Linked DNA regions of Homo sapiens: regions 1 and 3 are each linked to region 2. A link is a loop called in an ENCODE intact Hi-C map of the cell type or tissue named here. Cell type or tissue: K562. All regions are shown on one strand.

Region 1 (8,000 bases), 49 kb before region 2:
CAAGAGTTCGAGATCAGTCTGGACAACATGGTGAAACCTCGCCTCTACTAAAAATACAAAAATTAGCTGGGTGTGGTGGCAGGCATCTGTAATCCCAGCTACTTGGGAGGCTGAGGCAGGAAAATTGCTTGAATCCAGGAGGCGGAGGTTGCAGTGCGCTGAGATTGCACCACTGCTCTCCAATCTGGACAACAGAGCAAAAACTCCATCTCAAAAAAAAAAAAAAAAAAGAGAGAGAAAGAGAGAGATTGATTCCTAGTACACATGAGACTTTCTGTGATAAAACTAGGGAAACCCTGGACAAACTGGGACAAGGTGATCATCCCAGGAGAGAGGCCACATATATGGAGAAAACTATTCATGTGCTAAACACTGTGCTAGATTTTTTCACAGAACTTAATTCACTTAGTCTTCACAACAACCCTATGAGGAAAGAATTTTTTAAATGAGGAAGTCTTGCTAACTATGAGGATAAGTGATCTTTACAAGGCTGGACTATTAGAAGAACAGGAATCAGAATCTGACTGCTTATCTTCAAAGCTCATGTTTCTATCACAATACCATGCTGCCTTTCTACGAGTTAGGCAGGAAGAGCGGTGGAGCCATCATTTTCCTTCAGCACAAAATTTGGCAAACCCAGAAGGACCATACTCTACACATCTCTGACTATGTTGTATTCCAGGAGACCTACAGAGAAACAAAGCAGTGCTTGATTGATCATATAAATTATGGTGGAATCTGAATTGATAAGAGTGTTGAACACTTTAGAAAATCTATGTACTGGCTGGGCGCGGTGGCTCATGCCTGTAATCCCAGCATTTTGGGAGGCCGAGGAGGGCAGATCAAGAGGTCAACAGATTGAGACCACCCTGGCCAACATGGTGAACCCCATCTCTACTAAAGATACAAAAATTAGCTGGGTGTGGTGGCACGCACCCGTAGTCCCAGCTACTTGGGAGGCTGAGGCAGGAGAATTGCTTGAACCCAGGATGCGGAGGTTGCAGTGGACTCCAGCGTGGCGACAGGGCAAGACGCTGTCTAAACAACAACAAATAAAAAAAAAAAAAAAAAAAAGGAAGAAGAAGAAAATATAAGTACAAAACATGCTGCTGGGAACAATTCTTTATTGCTGGATTTCCTGGCTTTATGGGGCTGGGAATTGGCTCTTACAGAGAACGAGGTAAAAACTATGTTTGATAAAGAGAATAGGATCAAGTGTTGAGAATAAGAACTGTGTTCCAGAGCAGGATTCAGATATTCAGATACGGCACTGGAGAACATGACCATTCTCCCTTCTGAGGTTCTCCAACATACCCAGTAATTCCCACTACCAAGATATTGTCACAACAATAAATGGGACCATAGACTCACATCAACAAAAGCCCATTTTAAGAAGCAAAAATTGGGTTGATGTAACCATCTCCCCACCTCTCCCACATTTCCCTTTTCTAAGGGAAAGGGACAATATTCAAGTTTATGGGAAGACAATGTTCTATAACAAAGAAACCAAAGAAGATATGAGATATCCACAAGTAACTAAAATATTAATAACAAAGTTACATGTGACATCTGCATTGAGACTATGACAGATTGTTCTAAGAATTTTACATCATTACTTGTTAGAGTAAGTAGGGAAAGCTTTACAAAAATAGTTATCAGTTGGGCTGGCTTTGAAGGCTGGTGGAATTTAGTTCTGGCAGTCTGATATGAGACAAAGCATTCCAGCTACAGATAGATGAGCAATGGCAAAAGCAGTAAAATCAGGAAAGTATTCAGTATATGGCTATCATCTAGCACTCATAATAAGTTTTTACTTGAATTATGACATGCTTATCAATTTCATCATGGTGTCTTCAGGGATTCACATGAAGGCACCTAACAGGTTTCAGCTATAGGCAGTAGGTATCCAAAACAGGCCTTTTCACTGCCTTTCACTGAACATTCTTTCTAAGAGCTTCTAAGTACTTAGAAGGGTTGGGCAACCAGAGATCCCTGGCTCCCAAACAATGTTATTGGGTAGGAAATCTGGATTAACTGAAGTTGTAGAGTCTAAAAGAGTATAAAAGAACATTTGGTTTAACTTCCCAGATAATACAGGAACCACTACTACTGAAACGCTCCAGGCAGGAAATTAAAATAACTGCAATAACATCATTTTAATTTACCATTTTAAATTACTTTAATTCTTAAACAGATTGCACATCTAGAAGCAGGGTGGTATAATAGGAAAAGTTCTAGCTCTGAAACAAACTGACTTTACCTTCTGAACCTGTTTGTTCAAAAATAAAATTAGGTTAATACCTGTTCTGACTACCTCCTCTGAGAACTGTAAGGGTTGTATGAGAAAATATGTCAAAGTATGTAAATATTAAAGCATTATACAAATGTATTCTACTATCATTTATGCTGGCTTATATATAAAACACTAAAAATAATTTTTAACACATTCATACCTAGATAAAAGAGTTGAAAAACAACTTTTTTTTTGTTTTCTAATAAATAGGAATAAATAGGCAATACTCTTCAGGTTTGTGACTTGTCTTGGTGTCAAGTGAAGAGATGATGAAAATATATCCTTGATTTCCAGCTTTATTATTATTATTATTATTATTTTTACTTTTACTTTTTTTGAGACAGGGTCTCACTTTGTCTTCCAGGCTAGAACACAGTGGTGCAATCATGGCTCACTGCAGCCTTGACTTCCCGGGCTTAGCAGAGAACTACTTAGTTGGGACTATAGGCACATGCCACCATGCCCAGCTAATTGTTTTTATTTTTTATTTTTCTAGAGATGGGGTCTCCCTGTGTTGCCCAGGCTGGTTTCAAACTCCTGGGCTAATGCAATTCTCCTACCTTGGCCCTTCCCAAAGTGCTGAAATTAAAGGTGTGAGCCACTACACCCAACTTCCAACTTCATTTCTTATCAAAACTGGACCAATGGCTTTGAAGCCTTAATGTCCTTAACTGCTATACTGAAAATAATTTTCAGAAACAGTACAACATTCTGGTACTGATACCACATCACCTAGAACAGAGTTACAGATGGGGTATTCAAGTTTTAAATAAACAATACATTTGAAAAATGGTGTAATTCCTGTCTAAGAACACTTAAATGCAGTAAGGTCACTGATCTCTCATTGAAATGGTTTTTTGCTCATTTCTCTCTCTACCCAGGTCCCTCTTCAAAGTTTTATTTTGTCACTCAACAGTGAGCAACAAGAGACTTCAGGAAAGTTACTTGATATCACTACATTTTTAAACTGGAAACAGCAATAAAAATACCTACCTCTCCTTCACAAAGCTGTGAAGTGAGGTGTGAAAGGCTAAGTGACAGAATATAAAAATCCACAAAGTACATTTATGTCCACTTATATACGTTATCTAAAAAATTTGAACTCACAGAAGTAGAGAATAAAATGGTGGTTACCAGGAGTTTGGTGGAGAGGGGGTTGGGGAGGTATCTGTCAAAGATAACAAAATTTCAGTTAGATAGGAAGAATAAGTTAAAGATATCTGTTGTACAACATGGTGAGTACAGTTAACGATACACTGTATTCTTAAAAATTGCTAAGAGAGTAGGTTTTAAGTGTTCTCATCACAAAAAACAGGTATGTGAGGTAATACATATGGTAATCATCTCAATTTAGCCATTTCACAATATATACAGTCGTCCCACAGTATCCAGAGGTTCCAAGGTTCCAAGATGCCTCAGCTACCAAAATCTATGGATGCTCCTGCAATCAGTCCTGTAGAACCCATCGATACAAAAAGTTGACTTGCAAATATATTTTCCACCCATGGTTAGTTGAATCTGTAGATACCGAGAGCCAACTGCACATATTTCAAAACATCATGTTGTACATGTTAAATACGTACAACTTTTAATATGTCAATTTAGAAAAGGGGAAAAAATACATGATTCTTTTTCCTGCCCCAAATGATGGTCCACACTGGCCCAGAGTTTACTACACCAGTTTTATAGCAATGTGTTTAGTAAATGCACTCTTCATTATAGTTTATAATATCCTATACTGGTATAGTACATTAAATATTTCACAATGCATTCACATTTGAAACATAATGAATTAGGTAACAAAATCATTATCATACGCTGATGCTAAAGATGGAGAGCCCTGAAGACCCTTGTGGACTCCTGTGGGTTCAGTTAACATTCTCATGCTGATTACCTTCCTAATCTATATATCTAGCTTCATTCTCTCTTGAGCTTGGCTCTATATTCATATATCCAGTTCCTTTCTGGACACCTCAAATTAGATCATCCACAAGCACCTCAAATCAAATGTTAAAAACAAACTATTATTTGTCCACTTTCAAACTTGATTCTCCTCTAGTATTCACTATCCAGAAGAACAGTACCATGACCTCTCATCTATTTTAGAAAGGAATCAGTCTCTTTAAGTTTGATCTTGCCATCATCTGCCCAACCCCTGCTATTCTTTGCCTTCTGCCAAACTGACTTGTAAATTGTAAATATGATCCTGTCACTATCTTACTAAAAATATCTTTGAGATATTCTTGATTTTTCTGATCGTTCTTATAAATCCCTTCATAATCTGGTCTCACTTTACCAATCCAGACTAATGTCTCACTATTCTCCATTACCTTTAAAACCTATGGTCCAGCCACACCAAATTATACATAAATCTCTTAAGCAATAGCAATAGGGCTATATACCTGCTATTCTCTGAACCTGCAACAACACTCTCTCTCTTCCAGGCCTTCCTCTGTTTAGCTTATTTTAATTATTCTTCAGGTCCTAATTCAGTTTTGGGAAATCAGATAAGACTTCTGGAGGAAAGAAGTCTTGGAGTAAAGAAGTCTTACCTGATTTCCCAAAAGTGAATTCAGAGTCCTAGACGTCCCCATGATGTCCTATATTTTCATCTATCAAGGTACTTACACTTTGTATTGTAAGTATCCATTTATGTGTCTGACTCTCTCTTAGGCTACGAACTAGTTACTCTTAGGCAATAACACATTTCTACTGCTTAACATTGTCCACTCTGCACAGGTAGGTGCTCAACAATAGTTTGTTGGATTGAATTTAGTTTACTGTTATATGGCTTCTAAGAAATTATTTGCTTATCTAATAATTTGCTAGTATATTTTAAAATCACAATTTCAACTGTTTAAATGGAAATTCCTTTCTTTTATTTCAGTCTTTTAATTTTTAAAAATAGCTTCTTCTTTAAAGTACTAGAATATTGAACATTAAAGAAGAGTTACATATCCTTTCTATTGAAACATTTCAAGGAGAGGATGAAAATCTGAAACTACTGACTATAACTGTGTTCAAAACATAAAAATAAAAAATAAAGTTTATCTTTAAAGTTACTCAATTTATGCCAAATATAAAATTTTATCTATCTAAAATATTTATCTACTTTGCACTCAGAATCTGACATACATATTACTGTATTTGAAAATCAGTCTTTTCTAAAAATTTGATTTGTCTTAAAAACCAAGTCATTTTCTACAAGAATAATTTCCACTTTGATCCCATAAAATCAGTGAGAAAAAGGGGTTTATATACTCATATGATATATTAAAATAGGATTTGATTCACTTTACAGACAACTTTTCTTCCAAGTGAGATATATCTATCATGTTTTGGTAGGCTTCTTATGGGGAAATTAGCTATTATAAATTATTCAATGGAACAAATGCTCTCCACCATTCTTCACTACTGACTTAAAAAAAAATTCAACACTGGATTCTATTCCACAGTGAATATATATGAAAAATACACAGTGGCCCTCACTGATCAATCATGGTAGAACCCTCATGACACAGCCATAGCCAACAAACAGTGCAAAACATTTACCACTTCTTTTTAGAACAAAAGGAAAAATGTGAAAATGGCAGGATTACTTGGGTTTTAACAGGAAAAAACTGTCTTGGCAAAAATAATTCATTATTATTCACCCTCTCTTAATACATGAAGATTAAAGGCCTCCCTCACTTCCAGGAAGTTTATTATAAATCAAATCATATTTAAAAACATTAAGAGTTAGTTCCCTTTTAAATAACTCATATGGATAAGCTATTTTAAAATAAACTGTTTTATAAAATAAATTAACTTCCATTTATGTAATTAATTGGGCTATTTTAAAAACCATTCTGCCTAAAACAAAATATAACCCTCACTATACTATGGTATATTCAGTAGGAAATCCAAGTTGCTCTAAAATAAAAAATGTTTCTATTTAAAAAACAAGGGCTGGGGCAGTCTTTTTCTTCTTTCTTTCTTTTTTTTTTTTTCTTTAAACGAAGACATTCCTGCACAATAAAAATTCACTTAACTTTACTCCATAAGTACTTGACCTGTACCACAAAGCAGCTCAGGCTTGCAAAATGGCTAGTATGAGAAGCAAAAAGAGTAAGTTTGTAAGTCGAGCTGGGCAGCAACCATATGGCATTACAAAGGACCACTAGGAGACAATAAACATACCAAAAAAATGCTTAATTTAAGGTAAATCCTTATTGTTTAATGAAGTGAAAAATGAATAAAATGAGTCAAGATGTACAGGATAGTAAGTTTGGAGACACAGAAGACAAACTCTACGGTCATATCCTCAGACCATACAATTTTACAGCAAATTGTTACTACTACGTAAAAATCCACTGTGCGATGCTCTTTGTGAATTAACCAATGAAAACACCAGAAGGCTAGCTAGACTAGTTAATGTTTCCACTTGAACTTTGATCAACATTTTGCTGATACAGTTGTATCTACAGATTGAAAAGTGTTTTCAAGGGTTTCAGTTGGCAGTCTGGACAATTTTTTGTTGTTGTATTCAAATCAACCATGTCTGCAAAGAAAGCATGCTAACTCCTCTAGCATAGTCCACAGTGCAGTTTGAATAGTTGTTCCCTGGCTTTGTAAGAGTTTAGTATGTGTGTATATAAACTCAGTTTTAACCCTGAATGCAAGGACCTTGAATACTGCACAGTGGTTTCTGTGGCACTTACAATTTACTAATAAATTACAAAATGGTAGTTTGAAAAACTGAGAAAGCAATATTGATATCTCCTCTAAAATAAGGTCTTTTCAAAAAGTAAGATTTTGCCAAAAATGAACAGCTAAAGAGTTTCCAAAGCACTTGTAGCCGGCAATACTCAATGCTGAAATAATTTCACAGTATTAGTGACCAGATATCTACAGATATAATTTTAAAACAAAGGTTTAGCATTTTCCAGAGAAGGCTTTACTAAATATTTAAAATCTGTTTTCATAATGTTTAAATTTTACACGGTAGATCTATGACATCAACATAAAACAAATATATATAAATTTCAAATGGCTTATCCATCGATTCCTTTAAAAGCTGTATTAATTTGGATGTCATAAACTTTGCTCAGAAATAATTCTGTATTTCCTGCCATAATTCTTAACTATGTTTTAGCCAAAAAACTTAAATGTTAATCATAATAATCTGGGCATTTTGGTTTTCTAAAATGAAAGAAATATGCTTTTAAAAAAAGAAGAAAAATAAATGTGCTTCTTATGTCATAGGTAAGTATACACATATGACTCAGATGATTGCTTTTCTCTAATGGCAATTCCAGATGTGAGGGTCAAACTTGTCACTGAATCTGGCTTTCCTTAATACAAAACCATTCAGGGTGCTGATACAAAGAATTGCTTCCTGAAGTTCAAATATACTTTCATACTTTTGTTTAAGCGTATGTAAAGCTTTTAATTTAAAAGCAATTCTTAATAGATAAAATATGTAAATGTAAAATGTAAATATAAAATACACAATTTAAAATAACTTGAGGCAGCAAGCTCTAGATTTCCAATAGTATCTCAGCAACAATTAGAACACATTTTTAATAAGAGCTTCACTATGTCATCCTGTCAGCTTGGCTTTATTGTATTAATACAGGAATATGTACTATCAGAAAGAAGTTCAAAAGCACTATCTACATAGAGTACAAATTTCTGATATAAGTACTTGGTATTACATAGCATTAAT
Region 2 (8,000 bases):
GTGGCTTAGAAGCCCTACCATTACTCTGCCCTTTTCACATCCTGTGCATGGTAATTTGCTAGTGCCTCTGCAATGGTATCTGCCACATCTTTAAGTGCCCTAGGATGCATGTCATTGGGCCCTGCTATTTAAACATATTCACTTCTTAAAGTAACTCTGGACCACTGGATTCTCCAGTCAGATTTTGCTTCCCATTCAGATTTTCTACACAAAAAGTGATCTTGTGTTTTTGATGAACACAAATAAAATAGCATAGAAAACCTTTAAAATATATTATTACTTTCCTCCTCAATAAAGCTCTAATATTTTTGTTTTCTAATACTTGCAATAAAACAGCTCCTTAGCCGTACAAGCAGGATCTGTTCTTCAGATATGGAAAACCAGAATATTATAATATGCTGACAATAAAGGAAGAAAAGAATGAGAAGGTGGAAGGGCACATATACATATTACTTTTTGTCTCTTTTTCTCTTTGATCCTTTTCTTCTCACTTCAAGTCAAGGAATGGCTAGGAAGCCACTGTAATACAAAAATAATATGGCATTAAAAAGACAATGGATTGAACTGGCCCTTTTCAATCACTAACAAGCTGTAAGACCTGAACAAGTAAATCTCTCTGGATCGTTTTTTAACCTATAAAATAAATAAATTAAACTAGACTCTCACTAATATCTTCTTCATTTAAAAAATTCAATGAATTCAAAACAAAAGTTACAAGAGCATGCAATGATACCCTTGTCTCCCATAGCCCCTGTTACACAGGAGAGTTTCTACCCATTAGTGCTCTCCCTCCACTGTCCTTCCCTCACACTCAAAATTAAAATTCCTATTCACAATCTGATTAAGTCACACAAAGTGTGATGAAGACTTAACATTACAGAACATTTTCATTTTAAAAAAGACCAGTTAAAACACATGCATTTCTAATGAACAGTAGGTATGAGTCACAGGGGAAGGGAAGAAAAGATAAGCATCTTTAAGCAGAGAGCCTTTCAATGGTTCATATTTCTGGTCTACTCCTGTTCCTCAATTACACTTCCAACTCTATTTTCCACAAAGCATAATTTACAGACAGCTATAAACACCCTCAAATTTCTTATTTGACTCTTCACTCTCTTTTTATGAATTGGCTCCCGCTTCTACCCTCACCACCAAGGCTTCTAGGAGGCAGAAAAGCCAGTATTGCAGGACTCAACAGTTGCACATCAGCCATACTTTCCCCATTTTAGGACTTTAATAAACACACATACATAAAATCACTGGAAGAAAAATGGAAAAAGAAAGCACATGGAGTTGGACATGATGGTGATGGAGAACAGCTGGGATTATAGCTTTTTAAGATTTGTTATGGGTAAGGAATATGAGGAAAACAATGAAAAGTCATAAATGAAGGGGAAAACTTGGTGTCAGCTCTAATTAAAGCAACAGGAAACATGGAAATTAAGCACAAAATGAGGCCTGAATACAGCCAAGAGCTTATGTTTTGTTTTCGGGTTTGTTTTTATTTTTTAATGATACACAGTGAAGAGTGAAAAAAGGAGGAGAGTTGAAAGATAATAAAAAAAGGAAGTGAACATGGAGAAGAAAACAGAAAAAGATAACAAAGAGAGAGGAAATTAGAAAAACAAAGTAACAGAGAAAACACAAAGGATTAAGAATAGGAAGAATAAAAGAACGTGTAACCCAATCAAAAGAGAGAATATAAAGCATTTAATAATGGTGGCGCACAAATGGGAAGGCAAAAATGGGAGCAGAGCGCGGTAAGAAAAAGAAACAGTCCTGGCACAGTGGCTCACGCCTGTAATCCCAGCACTTTGGGAGGCCGAGGCAGGTGGATCACCTGAAGTCAGGAGTTTGAGACCAGCCTGGCCAACACCGTGAAACCCCGTCTCTACTAAAAATACAAAAAATTAGCCGGGCGTGGTGGCGGGTGCCTGTAGTCCCAGCTACTGGGAGGCTGAGGCAGGAGAATGGCGTGAACCCAGGAGGTGGAGCTTGCAGTGAGCCGAGATCGCGCCACTGCACTCCAGCCTGGACAACAGAGAGAAAAGGAGAAAGAAAGAAAGAAAGACAGAAAGAAAGACAGACAGAAAGACAGACAGACAGAGAGAAAGACAGACAGACAGACAGACAGAAAAAGAAACAGTAGGGCTGGGCACGGTGGCTCACGCCTGTAATCCCAGCACTTTGGGAGGCCGAGGCAGGTGGATCACCTGAAGTCAGGAGTTCGAGACCAGCCTGGCCAACATAGTGAAACCCTGTGTCTAGTAAAATTACAAAAAATTAACTGGGCGTGGTGGTGTATGCCTATAATCCCAGCTACTCGGGAGGCTGAGGCAGGAGAATCGCTTGAACCCAGGAGGTGGAGGTTGCAGCGAGCTGAGATCGCACCATTGCACTCCAGCCTGGGCAACAAGAGTGAAGCTCCGTCTCAAGAAAAAAAAAAAAAAAAAAGAAGAAAGAAAAGAAAAAAGAAAAAGAAACAGTAGAAACCAAGAATGACAGAACAGCAAAGACAAGAATTAGAGAAATCAGAGCCAGCTAGGCTACAAACTAGCAGCTTGTGTCTTTTTCTTTTGCTGTTTGTTCTTTTAAACAGGAAAACAAAGTGGCAGGAGAGCATGATGAAAAATAGTATCATCTGGGGCATGTTTTCATTGGCCATTTAAATTACTATGGGAAACAGAACCCCAAAAAGAGAATACAGGTGGGGAGGAGGGTGTGGCAAATGTGTCAAAAATAGGAAGCAATAGAAAAGGAGCTCAGTGGGTAGAAGGCTAAAAGATACAGGTGGTAAGCAGTCTGTTTCAGACTACTTTAGCACACATTAGGCAAAAGAATTTCAAAGAGCAAGGAAAATATGACAAACACACCAAGGGTCAATCATCAATTAATTCAATGCAAAAAAGGTATTGAACACGAGTCTTTGATGCCTCTTCCTTCACTCTACCACCTATCCTATCTAACCAAACCCAGGTTTTACTCAGTTCTTTCTTACTAATCTTTCAAATTTATCTCCTCCTCTACCTCTTCCCTAAGATACTGTACTAGAGACTGCAGAATATACACAAGTTTGAGGGAGCAAGCTCTATCATTAGGACCTCCCACTTGAACAGAGGAGGCAAAGACAACATAAGTATGCCAACTGAATTCTTTCTCTTTTGGCACCTAACACTTTCCACTTTGTATTATCTTAATTCCTCATAGACTCTAGATCTTTAAAAATGAGGAAGACTAAAATAGACAGACGGGTGAGCACTCCAGGGCAAAAGTGACCACAAAGTAGGCTCAGAGGAAGGGATAACAGCAAGTTGTTCTGTGACAAAGAGAAGATGTGATCGGCTGGACAAATGAAGACAGAGACCACTAGGCTGATACACTGAGTTTGATATGAAATGTTAATTACCATTAAAACTTTTTTATTGAGGCATGATCAAATCTGTAGTTTACAAAGATTACTCTGGTTGTAACATTCTGGGAGAAAATAAAATTATTCAGTCTGAGAAAGACTCCATAGAACAAGTGATATTTTAGCTGGGTCTATTCATCTCACAGGATGAATAGAAGCTTTTTTGAGGAAGGGCTCTGCAGAATGATGAAATAAAATGAAAAAAGATATGAAAACATAACAGGGCACCACAGATTCTAGGACAAGTAAGAGGGCCAGAGTGGTTGGAAAACAGGTTATTTAGAGAAAGAGGTATCAGATTTGAAAGACAGGCTTAGGCTTTGTTATGAGGAACACTACAGTTTCCCATTTAATTACAAATTTTGTCATTTTATAAGATGGGAAATTCCCCTTTTTCCTTATAGACAGTCATAACATCAAGTGATGGGTGATTCAACAATTATTCATGATGACAGTGCCAACATCCCTGCTCATATATTAAATGAGACACTACCTGAAGTAGATAAAGTATCCACAATTTCACTTCAGAATATTTGGCTGCTATGCCAAAGAGACAACCACTTATAGTTGTCACTGGCCCAGATCTCACAGATCAGATTTCGGAAACTTTTTTTTTTTAACAAAACATCAAATCCAGAATAGTGCAATTGCTGTTTTGACTTTCGAAACAGAGAGGACTCCTGCATAGGAAATAAAAGCCAGGACATTCATTTACAGGATGGATTGTTTTACATTCTTACATTAGATCAAATAACTGAATTATTCTGGGTACTGCACACTTAATGACAAATCTACATCTCTGAAATCATAACACTGAGACTGGCATTTTCGTTTCCAAAATAAAAAACAGTTCACTGTGCCTTTCCTTCCAGACTGCACCCCATCACTCATCATCACAAGCTAGCATCAAGTGCTTTAAATAACAACATTTTCAATAAATGTGAACTCGGTTCTTTTTATACTTTGTTATAACTTCCTGTGTCTTTGACATATTCAAGAAGTGAAACTCATGCATAGCATGTTTATATTATTCCCTCCTTAGCAAAAGCTCACAGACAATGTCAGGTCTGGAGAGATAAGAGCTGCTTCCAGGACATGAATTCTCATGAGGATTAGGCAACCACCATCTGGGGCTCCAGAGTTTATCTGTAGCAGCTGCCTTCAAAGTATCACACTAGAGGCTGGGGGTGGGGGGAAGTCTAATTTTAAAGTGTTTAACAAGTTCCTCTACCTTGGCTTTGATTATCATTCTGGATTGTTTTTTCCACCTTATAAAAATAAAACATAGTGACCTTTTCTTCATAACACACAAATAACTTAAAACAGCACTATGTATTCAAATGATGAACTCAACACATACTCAAATGTTTAATACGTTACAATATATAACAGAATTTTTAATAATAATTTTAATAATGACTAAAATACTACCCAGTACCTAATGTTGTCATTAATACAAGAGCTTTATCCTTCACACAAAAAAGTGTATCCCCCAATTTTTTTAATTTCTACTGAGAAGGCTACAGATTAAAACAATATCCTAGATATTTTGGGAGGGTTTTTTAAATGTCCTCAAACGACATTAAAATAATCATAACACAATTTTATTAAACAGAAAGCTTTTTAATCAAATATTTATATAAAAACAGGAAATTCAAAAATGAACACAGGGCAAAAAGTTAATTTTAAATGCTCAGCTTTAAATAATAATCTGCTAAATCTGATTACTACATTAAGTTTTATAGTGCTAAAAATGGTCACTATGTAACAAAGCTAGATAGCAAAGAAAAACAAAATAGAAAAATCAAACAAAATAATCTCTATAAAGAATAGGTTCTACTATAATAAGTCCCAAAATCGCTGCACCACTAAAAATAATGCCTTTTTCTTTGCATCAGGTCTCCTTCCATTTAAAATATTCTTCTTTACCTGCCATAAAAATCATGTTATATTTGTTCATTTGAACAACCTGTGACAAAGGACGTACTATTAAAATTAACTAGACAAAATTATTGTTAGTTCCATCAGAGATCTGGCAAAGTGGCTGCATCTACAGATAAAGTTTCACTATAATAAACAGCTTTTTAAAGAACAGTTCACTCTCTTTCATTGTTCATCCAAAATACATAGCAAGCCTATTGTTGTACTGGACAGAGTGACCCAGAGAAACAAAAGGCAGAGGTTTGAGTGTGTCAAAATCATAAAACTGGCACATTATTTGATTCCTGGGATTTTCTTTCCATGCCCAAATATTTATATATATTTATATATCTGGGCCTGACACAAACATTCTAGTCTTATTTTTTGAAGTACCCTCATAATTCCTTCACCAAAATCAAATGCAGAAAATTCAAACTCTACACATCTAAAACTAAAGTGGACTGGGCCCTTCCTTTCAACTTCCCTATTGCTATCAGTAGTTGAATTATTTTAAAAAATCACACAAACTTACAATCTCTCTTCTCTCCATTAACATTTTTATCAAGTCATTAAATCGTGGTGACTCTAATTTCAAAATTATTTTGGCAATATTTTATTTACTTGCAGTAGTACCATTACCAACCTAGTATAAGTTACTCCTCAGAATTTGGACTAAATTATGAGCTTTGTAGGTAGTGTCTCTTCCAGCTAATTCGCATTAAATCACTACTACATTAAGTCTTCACTACATTAAATATGCCTCCCAAAACAATTTGCTCAAACTGTTCTCCCTATCTATTCTTCTGGTTTACAATGCCTTTCCCTTCCTCGACATATTTAAGTTCCCCCTTTACCAGATTCTCCAGGATTCACAAGCAATTGTTTCCTTTTCCATGCCACATTTCATATTCACCCCAGGATAGTCATCTTCCCACTCATTAAACTGCTACATTAGACGCAAAACACATTGGTTTGCATGACCACATCACAAACATTGCTAATGAGCAGCATTTTTCATATATCTAAAGGAGATGAGAAGAAAATAAACAAAAAAAACTTTATTTTGTAGTTTCTTCTGCAACGTCCCTAGTGGCTAAATAACAGTTATTTGCTGAATTAAACTTATCAACAATATGATTTAGGCATTTAGGTGTGCAAAGGGATGCACTTATAAGGGATCTGCTGTTACAAAAAATATGAGAATCTGGCTGGACGCGGTGGCTTACGTCTGTAATCCCAGCACTTTGGGAGGCTGAGGTGGGCGGATCTCCTGAGGTCAGGAGTTCAAGACCAGCCTTGCTAACATGGTAAAACCCCGTCTTCACTGAAAATACAAAAATTAGCCAGGTGTGGTGGTGCACGCCTGTAATCCTAGCTACTAGGGAGGCTGAGGCATGAGAATAGCTTGAACCCGGGTGGTGGAGGTTGCAGTGAGCCGAGATCACACCACTGCACTCTAGCCTGGGCAATAGAGTGAGACCCCATCTCAAAAAAAAAAAAAAAAAGAAAAAAGAGAATCCAAGAAATCTGAGTTCTTGTTCTGCTATACCCACCTGAGAGTAAGCAGTGACAATGATCTCAACAACATACAAAGACATCCTTTGGATAGAGAATTTGTATATATAATAACTGTTTGTAATATCAGCTATTCTTTGACAACAGGATTTTTCTCTTAAATTCCTTCTATTTGTTAGAGATTCAATTTGTCACCCAAGCTGTGGATTTATAGGATTTACATCCTTAAAACGAATTCCAGCATAATTTCACACAGAAGCCTTCCTGAAGTTAACCAGGACAACACCCAAATAAATCTTCCCTTTAAAAAGAATAAATGCTCCATGAAAATCATCAATACATCACTTAAGCTTAAGGCACAATATCTGTGCAACACCAAGCTCTATCCCAATCCTCCCAGTGCCACTAGAGTCTGTCTTAACCCCACACACTCTCTATTATCTGTTCAGACATGTTTTCCCAGTACCATTACTCCAAATAATTCCATTCCCTATACTAAATACACTGCTTCATCCTGCTTGATTCTCTACCTATATTATCTAACAGTCTTGCTCTTGAGTTGCAAGGCCGTTGCTACTTAACTCTACATTGACCTACCACTTACGATATGTAAGTAAGCTCTAAAGTCTCTTATAGGACCTCTGTATCATCTCTTAAATCACCAGGAATCAAGTACTCCAATTTGAGTTTTAACCATTATCTAATTTTCTATTAAAAATGCTAACTCAAAAAGAGAAATATTCTTTAATATATTAAAGGCCACTATCCTAGCATAGCAAGTACCCAATTTTTTAGAGTTTGTCTTCAATATATCCACATTTGTATGAAAACTTCACCCTAACTACAAAATTGGTCAGAGTGCTTAATTGTGTGGGATAGGCAAGTTAAGTGCCAGAGAGGAGTTCAAAGAACATCAGCAATGTCTGAGTTTGAGTGTGAACCTGAAAATCATAATGAAAACGCTGTAAGAGGGAAAGGGATGAGGCATTCAAATAATAATTTTAAAGATGAGGATATCAGGTTACAAGGGTCACACAGGACAAGCTTCATGGAGGAGATGAGACTTCAGGTGACTGATGGATTTGCACTGATTAGGAAAGAGGGAGAAAGAAATTCCTGAAGGCGGACAAATTTTTCCTTGGTAGATATGTGCCCA
Region 3 (8,000 bases), 70 kb after region 2:
ACCTCAAGTGATCCACCCACCTCAGCCTCCCAAAGTGCTGGGATTACAGGTGTGAGCCACCATGCCCGGCCTGTATTTTTTTTTTCTTTTTTTTTTTGACAGAGTCTCGCTCTATCACCCAGGCTGGAGTGCAGTGGCGCTATCTCGGCTCACTGCAAACTCTGCCTCCCAGGTTCACACCATTCTCCTGCCTCAGCCTCCTGAGTAGCTGGGACTACAGGCGTCCGCCACCACACCCGGCTAATTTTTTGTATTTTTAGTAGAGACGGGGTTTCACCGTGTTAGCCAGGCTGGTCTCGATCTCCCGACCTCGTGATCCACCTGCCTCGGCCTCCCAAAGTGCTGGGATTACAGGCGTGAGCCACCAGGCCTGGCCATTTTTTTAATATAATAATGTCTCACTGAAATTAAAGTAATAGGGGAGAGTCTGAAGTTTTCACAGATAAAGAGGTAGTGCTGTACTCAAATTTACTACAAATTTAGTAATAGTAAATGTAAAATATGTATGTATTTATTGTCTTTCACAGACTTATGAATTATCTCAAATTCACTAATCCTATTTTTTAAACAAAGTTTTAAGTTTCAACCACTTGTATCACCAGAATTTTGAGACTTAACTCCCATGGTTAAGAGATTTCTGGCCAGACGCAGTGGCTCACGCCTGTAATCCCAGCACTTTGGGAGGCCGAGGCAGGCGGATCACGAGGTCAGGAGATCGCGACCATCCTGGCTAACACTGCGAAACCCCGTCTCTACTAAAAAAAAATACAAAAAATTAGCCAGGCGTGGTGGCAGGTGCCTGTAGTCCCAGCTACTTGGGAGGCTGAGGCAGGAGAATGGCGTGAACCCGGGAGGCGCAGCTTGCAGTGAGCCGAGATCATGCCATTGCACTCCAGCCTGGGCGACAGAGCGAGACTCTGTCTCAAAAAAAAAAAAAAAAAATTGAGATTTCAAAGCTGTGTTCACACCTGCACTCCCAGCTACTCTGAAGGCTAAGGCGGGAGGACCACACAAGCCCAGGAGTTCCAAACTAGCCTTGCTCTATTTATAGGGTAAGACCCCACTGCTATAAAAAAAAAAAAAAAAAAAAAAAAAAAAAAGGAGAGAATTCCGTAAATTACTTAGCTTCCTATATTCTGTCTCTTTAGTGAAACACTATGTCATTCAAGGCTAAAACTTATCTTTTTTTTTTTTTTTTTGAGACAGTCTCACTCCATCACCCAGGCTGGAGTGCAATGGTGCAATCTCAGCTCACTGCAACCTCCACCTCCTGGGTCAAGCAATTCTCCTGCCTTAGCCTCCCAAGTAGCTGGGATTACAGGTGCCTGCCACCACTCCCAGCTAATTTATTTATTTTTAGTAGAGATGGGGTTTCGCCATGTTGGCCAGGCTGGTCTCGAACTCCTGACCTCAGGTGATCCACCCGCCTCGGCCTCTCAAAGTGTTGGGATTACAGGCGTGAGCCACTGCTCTCGGCCTAAAACTTAAGTCTTTTACCACTGTAAGTCACGAGTACTACCTCAGCATTACTTATACCCTACATAGAGGAGATGCTCAATAAATGTTTGATGATTTAGCAATTGATGAGAAAGCAGGTAATGTATGTGCCAAGAAATTACTCTAAATATTATTATAAGCAGGTTTATGAGTATGGAAAAGACCCAACCTCAAGGAGCCTGTAGTCTTTTCTTTTATGTCATACTGCAGTTTTCAGTATGCCATAATTCTGGGAGATATTTTGTTTTTTTCTTGAGTGAGGTCAAGGAAACAGAACACAAAATAATTATGGATACTGTTTAACAATAGGCATTTCTAAAGTACTTGAGATTTTCTCTACACTTTTACAGAAATGAGAAAAATCTTCTCTCTAAAGATTATATGAACCAATCTATCCCCAGATAGTTTTATGAGAGGGATAGTGATTACAGAGTAACAACACACTTAAATGGGCATCAGTACTAAATATGTTGTTTATTAATTGGAAATAGGATTACAGCATTAGTGGATCAAGGAAATAAAATGGAGAATATATATTTGAGTATTTGTAAGAGTTTATAAGAGTCAAGTAAATTAATTTCCAAAAATTCAGAATTTAATTCTATTTGGCTAAAACAGAAAACAAATCCAAGGTTCTCTCTACTTTCTCATCACCATCATTTGCCAAATATGGCACAGTTCGATTTCTTCACTAAATCCAGCACCTAATTCATGTTTTTCCCAACCTATCCACATTGTGCCATCAACTTTAGCATGTCTGTAGATTCTCTAGTGCAAACAGAAAGCAGCAGGGAGTTGTTTCAAAGGAAAGATAATAAGCTTTTTTTTCAAGTTATCAAGCTTTCTTTTCAGTATGTCAAATGTGAGACAGTAAGATACCCAAATGGAAATATTCTGTAGATGTACACAGAGAATTTGAAATCAACAAAATGGTTAAGGAGATGACAATTTGATGACCATAAATACAGAAGTGATTAATGAAACTAGGTGTGATCTCAGGAAAAGGTAATTTAGAGAAAGAATAAGCTAAATGCTTATTTTGGCCTTCTATAGTGTTACGCCTAACCCAAGATCATTTTGTTTCTGTCATCTTGCTCCAAGCTGACAAGTATTACTGGATAAAGTTATGGAATCCTTCAAAGTGAGTTCACTACAAGTTCACATCATTTTAATTTTGACTGAATACTACTTCTAAACAATCCTTTATTCTCTTACTGTTGATTCACTCAAGTGCAATGATTTCCAACTTAAGAGCCTTCAGCCTCCTGGGAAACTGCAGAATTAGTTACCTTAATGGGTACCTAGAGCAACGCATTATAAACACTATTTCTCACATATCAATGTTGTGATTAATAAAACACAAAGTCATGTAAGAGTAGTAGCTTCTTTCTAATATGCATTTTCTCAATTGAATACTAAAATCATAACTACAACCATGGGTGGTCCACAAATTGTTTCAAAGTTACACAGGTTGTCATCTTCAAAATACTGGTAACCACTGCCTCAAAGTATTCCCCACAGCACTTAAACATCCCTTCCACATTCTAAGCTTCCAATTATCCCCCGCCCTCTCCCACTTCTGCTTTCATTTTCCTAAGAAAATCAAACACATCCCCATATGTTCTCTCATCTGCCTCAATCCATCTGAATTTATTCTTTCTCCTCTACCTCTACAAATATTTGATGATTTAGCAATTACTAGTGTCTCTCTTCCTTTTTAGGAATAATTCAACAACACATACACCTGATCCTATCTCTAACCTGGCCCCCAACCCAATCCATCAAACAGGTTTAGTCTCTCCTTCACAAGTTTCTTTCTTTCTACCTACAAACATTATCAGAGCTCACCTATATGGAAAAAACTTTACGCGATTCTGTTCTGTCCTAACTACTATTCTCTCTTTTCGTTTTGCTGTCAAGTTCTCAGGGTTTGCAAACTACAGCCTGAGCCGGCCACCTGTTTTTGTAAGTAGGGCTTTACTGAGAACAGCCACCCCCATTTCTATAGGTATTATTTAAGGCTGCTTTCCCACAAGGGCCAAGTTGAGTAGTTAAGATATCACATGGCTTGGAATCCTAAAATATTTTCTATCTGGCTTCTTAAAAAAACATTTGCCAATCCCAGGGGCTCCAAGCACAATCTACATTCAATGTCATCATTTCTAGGGAAGCAGGCTGCCATTAAAAATTTTGGAGCAGCAATAAAGTACTATGAGTAAAAGAGCATTTCAATACCAGTTTTAACAACAGTGTACAGGGTAGATATAAAAGAAGACTACTTAGGAAACTAGTGCAAGAGACTGAGCATTAGGCATAAAGGGAGGGAAATGAAAAGGAACTTCTTGAAGGCATAAGCATTAAGACTAGATGACTACATGTCACAGAGACATAACTAACACCAAAATTTTAATCCTTGATGATGTAGCTATCAAAATTTGCATTCTCCCCTATAACCTGCCCTAGACTTACAGCTCTTCATATTTTCCTGTCTTTCTGACTGTGGAGTACCTAAAATCCTAATCCTAACACTAATTCCATATATTCTGTGTGCCAGACATTCCCTATGCTTGCCATCTAACTCCTGGGTAAGCAAATCCCATAGGAAGAGACAGTCCCAACAGAGTTGGCTGAATGAGTGCACAGGGCTAATGCCAGAGGTGGATGGAGTACTCACCTGTGGTACCAAGCAGAGAGAGAGGGGGGAAGTAAGATTTCAGGTCCAGAACTGGCTCTAGCCAAACAGGAAGAAGCAGCTATGAATCTGCTTACAGCAGAAGCAGAGTGTCTTTGGTATTCTGACATACTCTTTCTGACGTTCAGACAAACCACCATTAGAGTAGCCACTGGTAAGAGAGTCGCATGAGAAACAAACCAAAAAACAAGACCAAAAAGTGAGGAATTAAACGGAGTAGACCCTATTGGTCTTTTCTCTAGGAAAAGCAGTCCTCCTTATGAAAGATGATACTACTTTCAAAATGGCCAATATGATACTAACCTTCAGTAACAGAGTTTTCACATCCCACAAGGTTGAGAAGGATATCATCATCTTTATCATCTACTTCACATCCCAGTAGCATCCAGCTTTCCACATTATCACCTTCTGAAATGGTGCTCTCTTCCTCTTCACTTGAACTGACCTCTATAATCATGACCTCTCGGATTACACCTGATCTCTCTTCAGATTTAGGCTTCTCAATATCACTCTTGCATTTCTTATCAACCAGCTCATTAGATTGAAGAGAAGAAGAAAGACCATGGGCATTTTCTTGTGCTTGAACTCTAACATTCTTTCCTTTACATCTATAAATACTGTCTTCATCAGACAAAGTGATGACCTCTGACCCATCTGACAGCTGGATGACCTCACTATCTGAAAGGACGATTAGCTTCTTCTGATTTGGTTTACTACTCGAAGATTCCGAATTCCCAGAGTTCTTTTCTTCATGCTCTTCCTCCCTGATGACATCATCAAGATCTTGGGCATAATGAATTTGGCTATAGAGTTGAAATTCCACCTCACTATCAACACTCAGTTCACTAGATGACTCATCTCGATAAAGATCATCTTCGTATGCTTCTATAGTCTCATAGCCACCAAACATCATAAAAAGTCAGTAACCTTGAAGCTGCAAAAGAGAAAGTTGTACACAGAATATACTTTAAAAGTTCAGATCATGCCAGTTTAAGTAACAATATCACCTGTCAGTGACAACTGCTAATATGAAGGCCATCACTATTCTCAGACATATTAAAATACCTTTTTTTCCAAGGATTTCTAAGTCCTGTTAGGACCCACTCCTGTAAGTCCCACCACTCCCCAACGAGAATTACTACTGACAAATTGAGTTATAGTTATTGATGGAAACACAGTCAACACTCTAAGAAATGCTTTGTTCTGTGATTTCATCGTGCAAACTTCATAGGATGATTTTCACAAACTAGATGGTGTAGTCAACTACACAACTAGGCTACATGGTATGGTCTATTGCTCCTAGGATACAAACCAATACAGCATGTAACGGTGCCAAATACTGTAAGTAACTGTAACACAATGGTATTTGGGTATCTAAACATACAAAAGATATAGCAAAAACGTATACAAATCCTATGGGACCACAGTCACACTGTCTGTCTTTAACCAAAATGCTATTATGCAGCACATGATATGTAAGATTTCACAGGTATATTGTAAACGAAAAACAAATTGAGATCTACCGCAGGATACAAAACCCTTGCTTTCCAAAATGTTAAAACAAAACTTAAAGCAGCTCTCACTATCCTATCCATTCTTCATCTTTTCCTTGGTTCTGGTTCTATAGCTCATATTTTCAAGCATATACAGGAATATTACTTCAATTATGACTAAAATCTATAACAGGAAACAATTTTGTTTACTGTTTGGGTGTAAATGTATATTCTCAATTAACAAATTAATCGCACGGCCCTCTGATCATTGGCCAAAAGAATAAATAAAAATGCCTGAGCTGGCAGTGGCTCATGCCTGTAATCCCAACACTTTGGGAGGCCAAGGCAGGAGGATCACGTTGAGGTTAGAAGTTTGAGAACAGCCTGGGCAACACAGTAAGACCCCATCTCCATAAAAATTAAAACTAAAAACTTAGCCAGGCATGGCAGTGCAAACCTGTAGTCCCAGCTACTACTCAGGAGGTTGAGGTGGGAGAACCGCTTGAGCTCAGGAGTTCAAAGTTACAGTGAGCTATGCTCATACCATTGTACTCCAGCCTGGGTGACAAAGCAAGAACCCAACTCAAAAATAAAACAAGGGTGGGCCAGTGCAGTGGCTCACGCCTGTAATCCCAGGACTTTGGGAGGCCAAGGCGGGTGGATCACTTGAGTCAGGAGTTCGAGACCAGCCTAGCCAAGATGGTGAAACTACATATCTGCTAAAAATAAAGAAATCAGCTGGGTGTGGTGGTGTGCGCCTATAATCCCAGCTACTCAGGAGGTGGAGGCACAAGAATAGCTTGAACCTGGGAGGCACAGGCTGCAGTGAGTCGAGATCATGCCACTGCACTTCACCCTGGGCAACAGAGCAGACTGTCTAAAAACTCTGTACTAGTTACAAAAATGTATATTTTTACAATGTATATTTATAATGTATAAATACAAACTTAATAATGACCCAATATTGAGACAAAACTCCCAGCTTTGGGAATAAATGTGTAAAGTGAAACACTTTACTTTCTACTGTGAGCATATTAAATCCTCCTCAGCCTTCATCTTTTAAACTCAGCTCAAAATCACTTGCAACCAGGCTAAATTAAGAGCCCCTTTTATGGGCTTCCATAAGTACTTTACATGTCAAAACACTCATCACATTTATAATTACTTATTCAATATAAATTTCCAAGAAACGCAGATCACAAATCCCAGGAGGGCAGGAACTATATGCACTCTGCTAAACAATGAATCACCAAAGCCAAACAGGGTAACTGGTATTTTCGGGGTCAGCTACAAACGTTTGCTGAATTCATAAATGAATAAATGAACTACACCATCGGGCATTTGTTCTTCAGCCCTGATAAATCTAGTATGTGCTTAAAATACAAAAATTATGAGATGAATTTCTCTGTTGTCTTTCGACTACTCCAAAGTCTTAAATTCTAGCATCAGCAACCAAAACTCTACACAGTAGATGTTTCCATTAGGTACTGATGGACTACTGATTAAAATGAGAGCCCTGAAAAAATAAGTGTGTGTCCAAAATCAGGGACAGCCTAAAGAGCAATAATGATGCCTATTTATTCTTTCTTCCACTAACAGCTATACACATAAAATAAAAAATAGTTGTTTTCTTAGTGTCCCAAATTTCTGCCCAAAAATACCAGGGTGTTGTGGTGGTAGTTCTGGTAATAGAACCACCTTAATCCCAAAAACCAAATGGACAAGAGCCAAAAATGTACTACATTCCTACTGGAGTTGTTTGTTTTCCAGAAACAAATAAACCCACCTGTAATGCTTTTCTTCTAAAGGGTATCATATACCTGTGCCCTTGTTGCACTGTCCTTCAGGTGGCTATGCTGTTACTGTCACACAAATTGAATGTGATTGTCTGAATAATGCTCACAGCATTCATCAGTTTATATTGAATTGTTAGCCTCAGAGGAATTCGAATAAAAGATGAATCCTTTCCTTTTTATTTAATAGGTAAATTAATTCTAAAAGAAGTCAAAGGAATTATGCTTCTTTCAAAATCCTCACTGGATCCATCCTGAGGATCCAGTGTGGACTTAAGACAAAACATAATTCCAGTGCAGCACAGAAAAAATTAAAAAGCCAAATTACAAAGTTACAAGTTTGTACTACTCTTGCAGCCATCCCAAAGGAAAGGGATTAAGAATAGAGCCATAGGCACACCTGTGAATGTATGCCAAAAATAAACTACAGAACCATAATAAAAACTGACTTCCTTGGGTCAAAGGATTTATCTCTTTCCCTGAAATGTAGAAAAATGAATTTAACAATTTAGCCCCTATGGCCTT

Evidence for each region. A loop is a pair of places that touch in the nucleus more often than their neighbours do. Peaks named below come from ENCODE experiments on the same cell type or tissue, not always from the same donor. Only the 100,000 strongest peaks of a DNase experiment are listed, where the experiment ranks them.
Region 1: it touches region 2 in a loop (2.3-fold over the local background); 5 of 110 quality-filtered maps call a loop at or near these places.
Region 3: it touches region 2 in a loop (2.2-fold over the local background); 7 of 110 quality-filtered maps call a loop at or near these places.

The regions. Positions count from the first base shown.
Region 1 is chr9:37,242,531-37,250,530 of GRCh38, reverse strand. All of the region lies in intron 2 of ZCCHC7 (zinc finger CCHC-type containing 7), which reads right to left. Among named protein-coding and RNA genes, the nearest start is that of ZCCHC7, 130 kb to the right of the region's middle. In K562, no CTCF peak of the experiment used is centred here; no DNase peak of the experiment used is centred here.
Region 2 is chr9:37,193,782-37,201,781 of GRCh38, reverse strand. All of the region lies in intron 2 of ZCCHC7 (zinc finger CCHC-type containing 7), which reads right to left. Among named protein-coding and RNA genes, the nearest start is that of ZCCHC7, 77 kb to the right of the region's middle. In K562, no CTCF peak of the experiment used is centred here; DNase peaks (open chromatin) are centred at 961, 3,258 and 4,531; H3K4me3 peaks cover 165 bases.
Region 3 is chr9:37,123,435-37,131,434 of GRCh38, reverse strand. ZCCHC7 (zinc finger CCHC-type containing 7) reads right to left here. Exons shown (of 9, transcript NM_032226.3): 2 at 4,493-5,123. The coding sequence starts at 5,102. Among named protein-coding and RNA genes, the nearest start is that of ZCCHC7, 6.9 kb to the right of the region's middle. In K562, no CTCF peak of the experiment used is centred here; no DNase peak of the experiment used is centred here.